Regions from separate parts of the Homo sapiens genome. Here region 2 is linked to region 1. Evidence: chromatin loops called from intact Hi-C (ENCODE). Cell type or tissue: endothelial cell of umbilical vein. All regions are shown on one strand.

Region 1 (4,000 bases):
CATAGCAATGTAGGCAAGGATGTGGAGAAATGGGAATCCTCATACAGTGCTGGGGGTTGGTGGGATGTAAAAGGGTGCAGCTGCTTTGGAAGAGTGTGGCAGTTCATCAAATGTTAAACATAGAATTACCAGATGGCCCCAGGATTTGACTCCTAGGTGTATCCAAGAGAATTGAAAACTTGTGTCTGTACACAAATGTGTACATGCATTGGCACAGCAGCATTATTCATAATAGCCAAAAAGGAAAACAACCCAAATGTCCATCTAGTGATGAATGAATAAACAAAATGTGGTAATATCCACGTGATGGAATATTATTCACTAGAAAGGAATGGAGTACTGATCCATGCTACAACATTGGTGAACCTTGTGAACATTATGCTAAATGAAATAAGCCAGACAAAAAGTCCACATATGATATTCCATTTATATGAAATATCCAGAATAGGCAAATCCATAGAGAATGTAAGTAGATAGTGGTTATTGGGGGCTGGAGGAAGGAGGAGTTGGGGAGTATGATTAACAGGATTTTTTTGGGGAGGGGAGAGTGATAAAAATACTCTAGAATTCAATTGTGGTGATAGTTGTTCGTAAGTTGGTGAACCTTGTGAATCAACAAATTTTGGACTCTTTAGAAATTAAGCTTCAACTGTACTAAACAGAGAATAGCATTTTCATTTAGTGTTTTAGAGATCCTAAAAGTAGTTAGTTATGAGCAAACAGATCAGATCAGTTTTTCAAGATCTAGGTCTAATTAGAAATCAGTTTTAAATGGACTACCCCTTCCATTTCTCTAGTCAGTTGTAATAATTAATTAGAATTGCCATTGAGCTGTGAATTTTCTCAAAAACTGCATGTCTTGAATATTTGAACTATGATTGGGAAAACTTAAATCAGAAATAAATTATTTAAAAATTTGTAGTATACACTCTAGCAGTTATTAATAGCATTATAGTCAGCTATGTAATCCTGTCAATATGAATGTACAAATTGAGTTTGAAATTTCAGATTCTGAGGTCCTTCTATGTCAAATGGTTGGGAGAAGTCTACCTTAAAAGAGAAGCTTTTGAGCCCATTTATTAAATGTCTATTAAACACCTAAATCTAACATCTAATTATAATCAGTCAAAGACAAAACATTTCACCCTTCCCCTTTTAATTAAAATAGGTAAAAATATATCTTAAGCACCTTTCCAGTTTGACATAGTCCCAATAATGTAAAGAAAAATGTAAGAGGTTTTTCAGCTGTTTGATATGACTGTGTAAGTTGTGATTTTTTTTTTTTTTTTTTTTTTGAGACAGCGTCTTGCTCTGTCATCCAGGCTGGAGGGCAGTGATGCAATCTCAGCTCACTGCAACCTCCACCTCCTGGGTTCAAGTGATTCTCCTGCCTCAGCGTCCCGAGTAGCTCGAATTACAAGCACCCACCACCATGCCCAGCTAATTTTTGTATATTTAGTAGAGACAGGGTTTCACCACATTGACCAGGCTGGTCTTGAACTCCTGACCTCAAGTGATCTGCCTGCCTTGGTCTTCCAAAGTGCTAGGATTATAGGCATGTGCCACCGCGCCCGGCCTGATTTTTGTTTTTCATTTAACACTTGCCATATGTGGCAGTTGTCCAGCATGCAGCACAGCAGTGTTATCTACTTGCACGGTGTGTTCTTGTGTTACCCTGATTCCAGGGATCTCCCCTGCCAGGAGGCTGACTGCCTGTTCCAGGGAATCAACCACAGAATATATGATGAGATGATGTGATGAGGGGAAGAGGAAAGAAAAATGAACAAAAGACCTGGAAAATGAATGCTTGGTCCTTTCATATGGAGCCTAATGCTGCCACCCAGTGGTCAAATAATGCAGACAGACTTGCCAAAAAGTACATTGTGTTATGTAATGAATGCTGTGTGGATTTTTGTATGGACCGTGATAGATCCGAATCGTGTGACAAACACCTACCATACAAAATATGTTTTAAAACATAAGCCTACTTTAAACAACAATTATGGGAGCACAGGTTATCTATATATTAACCCTAGACAATAACTTGGAAAGTACTTTTAAAAAGTGATTTTGGTTAAAAACTGGAAGTAAGGAAAGCAAGCTGTTGAAATGTATTTCGGCTGGGCGGGGTGGCTCATGCTTATAATCCTAGCACTTTGGGAGGCTGAGGTGGGTGGATCACCTGAGGTCAAGAATTCAAGACCAGCTTGGCCAACAGGGCGAAACCCCGTCTCTACAGAAAATACAAAAAATTAGCCGGGTGTGGTGGTGCACGCTTGTAATCCCAAATACTCAGGAGGCTGAGGCAGGAGAATCGCTTGAGCCCGGGAGGCAGAGGCTTTAGTGAGCCGAGATCCCGCCATTGCACTCCAGCTTGGGCAACAGAGCGAGACCCTGTCTCCCAAAAAAAAAAAAAAAAAAAAAAAAAAATTAGTGCTGTGCAATACCTTTTTGGGGATGAATCGTTAAATCCAAAGTTAGGACTCAACCATTATTCATATGAAGAAAGACAAGTAGCTGAGAGGCAAATATGAATATGAACATTGGAAACATTTGTTATGTATATATATCAGACAGAGACATTTTATTATATCATTAATGTCACAGAATGAAGCATATTGATTTTGAAACATTTTTAACAATGGGAGAAAGTTATATTTTTAAATAAAAATTTAAAAATGTTTAATGCAGAAATAATGATAAAATTAATTCATGTTTCTGTAGGTCTGAAATCTAAAAGCTGGACTTGAAGCTATAAGAAAGGGACATTAGGGGCTTGATTCAGATCTCAGGAGAACTAGTGCAGTCCCATTTTGGTTCTCCGTATACCTGACTCCACTGAAGAGACAAGACTTAGAAAAGGTGAAGTGGGGCTGAAGGTAAGGGTGAGACTGAGGAGTCCTTGAGGCAGAATTTTCTGAAAACAAATTTCATTTTGTATTTAAAGGGCTACCTGCTAGATGCTTATATTCTTTTCAGAAGAACAACAATAATAAATATCTTTAATTGGACTGATAGCAGATGAGCCTAATGGAATTCACTGTTGACATTAACATATCCCAAAGGAATCTTCTGAGGGATAGTCAAGATTCCCCTTTCCCCAATTCTTACGATGGCTTTGAAAACTAGCCACCAGTTCAATTATTGACATGAGCTTAAAAATTGAGCTTAAGATACATTGTATTAAAAACTGGCAGTCAACAAATGATATTGTGACATTCTGTTTCTACATTCACTTGGAAATCAATGGGATAAAAGAAAGTCTACATTTACATGAAAATAAAAAGATTTGCTTTAATAAAAGAAAATTAACTTTTTAAAATCCAAGAATAAAATAGCGACTGCATAGAGAATGGGTTTCATAGTAGATGTGTGCAAAAGATTGGATTGGTGAGCAACATTTAAAAGAGCCAACTAATTTGAAATTCTAACGAGAGGGCAGGTGCCCAAAGCGAGAAGCACATTAACCTTTGCTTTGGTAGGCTCTAGTAGATTACGGTGTTCAGTTTTTCCATGTCAGAGTGTCAGAGACCATGGCCCATGACTATTTGCTGAAGGAGCTGGGAATGGATGCTTAGAAAATATTTTTTGAAAGGTATTCATTTACTCATTCAACCAGTATATACTGAATGTCTACTATATGACAGGACTGTTCTAGGCACTAGGGATATGGCAATGAACAAAACATCAAAATCCTTATAAGAATGGAACTTACATTTAGGGGAAAAAATTAGTAAAAGGAATAGTGATCGCTGCAGAGAAAATAAGATGGAGGCTAAAGAGTGTCTGGGAAGTCTTGGAGTTTAAATACGTGGTCAAGGAAGGGTTCATAGTAAAACTGATTCTTGGGCAAAGACCAGAACTTTAGGGAGTATGCCACATGAATATCTATGTAAAGTACATTCCAGGGACAGGGAACAGCAAGTGCAAAGGTACTGAGGCAGAAACATGCTTGGTCTGTTAAAGGAACAGCAAGCAACCTTTAGGGCAGAAGAAGAGG
Region 2 (4,000 bases), 250 kb after region 1:
GTTACTTGCATTTTCCCAGACACTGATATGCACTGTCTAATGAGATTCCCTATATTAACCAACTGATTGGGACAATTGTTAAATGTAATTGTTAAATGTTTACCTCATTTGGTGCTAGATCCATAGGAATCACCCTGCCCACTAAAGGAGTGAGGCCACCTCACTGAGGTAAGTCACAGTTGTTCTCACTGATAAGATCAGAAAGCACAGTACTGCAGCCAGACTTTCAAAGCTACCTGAGGTTAATATACATAATTCCTGGCTGGGCCATTTTTAAAAAGGGATAGCTGCAAAATTACCACAACTACATTTATCTTAGAATAGAGGGATATTGTTTGGGGGCAACTCTTTCTTAGACTGTTTAAATCATTCCTGGTTAGGTTAAAGAGACTTTTAGGTTTCTGAGGTTTCACGTCAATTTCAGAGGTAAGCAAACATAAAATAAAAGCTCTCTCACTGCTATGATTTTGTTTTACTCTCCTTTTCCCTAAATGGTGAGCAGATTAGTCTAATATTCAGATTTCACTCTAATAGCCTGCTTTGACAATCTGGGAAACACTAGATTCCAAAGAAAATAAGGAAATATATATACATATATGTATATATAATTATGGTCCAAACGGAGTGGAAAGAATACAACACATGTAAGGAATTCTTTTGTTACAGGTACTCAGTCTAGTCCTCTTCTGCCCATTTCCTTCCCCTAACACGTCTTCCCTAACTTACAGCTGCCTCATTCTTTTTTTCCTTCTGATAGAGTTTTGCTGGTTTTGTTGATCTTGGAAAGATCAGTTTCAGCTCAGTGGTGCACAAAAGCTGGATTGGAGAGAATTTAAGAGAGAATAATAGGAGAAGAGGAATTAGAGACAGCTAGTATAGACAACTGGCTACAAGGGTTACAGAGAAATAAGAAGGTAACCAATAAGGGAAGTGCTGTCAAGAGGAGATTTTTGTTTTTGAAATGGTTGACACAACAGCATGGTTGTATACTGATAGAAATGATCCAGTAGAGGAAAAATTGATGAAGTAGGGTAGACAGGGAGGATTTGCTGGTCTAGTGTTCTTTATTCTGCGAGAGGGGTGAGATCTAACGCACAAGTGGAGGCTTTTGCATGGCTGCACCAAGAGTGCTTCCTTACTGACAGGGAGAAAGGCAGGGCCTAAAGCCGTACCCCTGCATGGATAAGTGTGCATGGTAAGAGTGAATGGAAGTTCTCTTCTGATTCTTCAGTTTTTTCAGTGAGGAAAGAAGCACAGTCGACAGCTGAGAGTGAGGATGGGGGAGAAGAGAAGAACAGAGATGAAAATGTCCATGAATAGAGTAGGAGAGTGAAAGGACCAGGGAAATACAGGACATTTGCTGGGAAAATAGCAAGGGCCTACTTAAGTTCCTAGTGATACCTTTAAAGTAAGACCAAACAGCTTGGTGTGTGTGTGGGTGGGTGTGTTTGTCTATCTGTCTGTCTGTTTTCCATCTATGACCAGCTCATGGGTACAGAAACAGTATGGGTGGAAAGTTGGATTTAACCGGAGTTGCAGTTTTGCCCACCAGCATGGCAGAATTAAAGTGGTCAGGGAGTTCAGGGAGTGATTATACAGATCGACTCTGAAATTTAAGCTGGTTAAAGATGGAATAGAGGGCTTCAAATGGCTATGGCAGTTAAGACAGAAATGGTGCCTCTGATGTGCCTCCCTTTGGTCTTTGCACGACTGGCTCCCTCTTGTGGTTCAGTCATTCTGTGCTCTCACCCTTTTAACTGCAGAGGACTTAACGTTGTTTTCTTATTACTTTCTTCTATTTATCCACCCAGCTATGTATGCTCTGTGCTCTGCTTTACACTATTAGAATATAAGCTCCATGAGAGCAAGCACCTTGTCAGTAATGTTCATTGTTTTATAGCCACAGCACTTATTTGACTTATTTGGCAGAGTGAAGACAACAAGTATTTGATGGAAGAATGAAGAATGACTAGGACGTGATTATAAGGCCTTCGCCATCCTGTGCATGGTCTTCTACATGTGCTCCTGTTTGTCAGTTTTCTGTTTCTAACCTCCACCAAGAGAAAGAAGATGCTTCCCCAGGGTTAGGGTTACTTGCTAGTCAATCCACTCCAGGTCTCCCTCAAGGCCTTCCAAGGCTCTGGGGAGGAGAACTCAAGGAGAAATTTACCCCAGAGTTACTGAGGCACCAGATGTTTCAGAGGCCAGCCAAAGAGGAAGGAGGTGTCATAAGGGCATAATTGCTTTCCATTTTGTTTTGAATTTTTTTTTTTTTTTTTTTTTGAGACAGGGTCTCGCTTTGTCACCCAGGCTGGAGTGCTGTGGCACAATCATGGCTCAATGCAGCCTCAACCTCCTGGGCACAAGTGATCCTCCCGCCTCATTCCCCCAAGTAGCTGGGACTACAGGCCCATGCCACCCTACTCAGCTAATTTTTGTATTTGTTTGTATTCTTTTGTTCCACCATGTCACCCAGGCTGGTCTTGAATTCCTGGGCTCAAGCAGTCCTCTTGCCTCGGCCTCCCAAAGTGCTGGAATTACAGGCATAAGCAACTATGCGTGGTCTATTTTGCTCATTTCTTACTGGGTTATTTTCTTATTGCCGAATTTTAGAAGTTTTTAATATATTATGGATGCAAGTCCTTCATCAGATGTATGTTTTGCAAATATTGTCATTTCTCAGTGGTGTCTTTTGAAGAGCAGAAGTTTTAATTTTTATAAAGTTTTAACTTGTCAGCTGTGTCTTAGATTGTTCATGCTTTTTCTGTCATGTGCAAGAAATCTGCCTAATCGAAGGCTGCAAAGATTTTGTCCTGTTTTATTCAAGTTGTTGTATATAATGTGAAGTTAAGGTCAAATTTCATCTTTTTGCATGTGGTTATTCAGCTGTTCCAGCACCTTCTGTTGAAAAGACTATTCTTTCCCCACTGAATTATTTGGCACGTTTCTTGAAAATCAATTGAACCAAAGCGTGGGCCGCACAGTGGCTCATGCCTGTAATCCCAGCACTTTGGGAGGACGAGGAGGCCAGATCACCTGAGGTCCAGAGTTCAAGACCAGCATGGCCAACATGGCAAAGCCCGTCTCTACTAAAAAAAAAAATACAAAAATTAGCCAGGTGTGGTGGCACGCATCTGCAATCCCAGCTACTCAGGAGGCTGAGGCAGGAGTATTGCTTGAACCTGGGAGGCAGAGGTTGTAGTGAGCCGAGATTATGCCACGGAACTCCAGCCTAGGTGAGAGTGAGACTCTGTCTCAAAAACAACAACAACAACAACAACAACAAAAGTGTGAAGTCTGCTATTGGACTTTCTAGTCTTCCATTTATCTAAATATCTATTGTTCTGTCTTTATAATGCTTTCTTGATTACTGTGGCATTGTAGTAAGTTTTAGAATCAGGTAAATCCTTCAACTTTTTCTTTATCAAAATTGTTTCACTATTCTGGATTCTTTGCACTTTCATATAAACTTTTTTGCCACATGAAAGTTATTAGCTTATTAATCTTCTTATGAAAAGTCCACACAGTGGCTGCAGATAACGTCATGCAGCATCTTTATTCCTGTGGCTTTTTGCCAGCACCACCATTGGCCTTTGCAGTCCCCCTAACTTTCTTCATTCTGTTCTTGTGTTCTTTTTGAGGTCTTTTCCTTCTCATCCAAGCTATGTCTTGCAAGTCTATGTTTGGCTTCGTTTTTCTTTGCATAATCCAAGGAATCATAAATCACATCAAAGCCGGTTGTCTTGCCACCACCAGAATGAGTTCTGAATCCAAATACATTCCCACCAGCAATATGTGAGTTTCTCCATATGCTGGTCAACACTTGTTCACTTGGTCAATCTTTTTTGTCTTAGCCATTCTAGTAAGTGTATAGTGGTATCTCATTTTGGTTTTAATTTGCATTTTTCTGATGACTTATGATGTTCAGCATCTTTTTAATTTTGAGACAGAGTCTCACTCTGTCGCCCAGGCTGGAGTGCAGTGGTGTGATCTTGGCTCA

What was found. Hi-C counts contacts between places; a loop is a spot of excess contacts. Peaks named below come from ENCODE experiments on the same cell type or tissue, not always from the same donor. Only the 100,000 strongest peaks of a DNase experiment are listed, where the experiment ranks them.
Region 2: it touches region 1 in a loop (7-fold over the local background); 3 of 110 quality-filtered maps call a loop at or near these places.

What each region holds. Positions count from the first base shown.
Region 1 is chr1:64,822,530-64,826,529 of GRCh38, forward strand. All of the region lies in intron 11 of RAVER2 (ribonucleoprotein, PTB binding 2), which reads left to right. Among named protein-coding and RNA genes, the nearest start is that of RAVER2, 79 kb to the left of the region's middle. In endothelial cell of umbilical vein, a CTCF peak has its summit at 1,848 (motif pointing left); a DNase peak (open chromatin) is centred at 1,832.
Region 2 is chr1:65,073,845-65,077,844 of GRCh38, forward strand. It overlaps the pseudogene LOC100129205. Among named protein-coding and RNA genes, the nearest start is that of MIR101-1, 17 kb to the left of the region's middle. RefSeq lists silencers at 1,682-1,731, 1,752-1,801. In endothelial cell of umbilical vein, a CTCF peak has its summit at 1,742 (motif pointing left); a DNase peak (open chromatin) is centred at 1,727; H3K27me3 peaks cover 284 bases.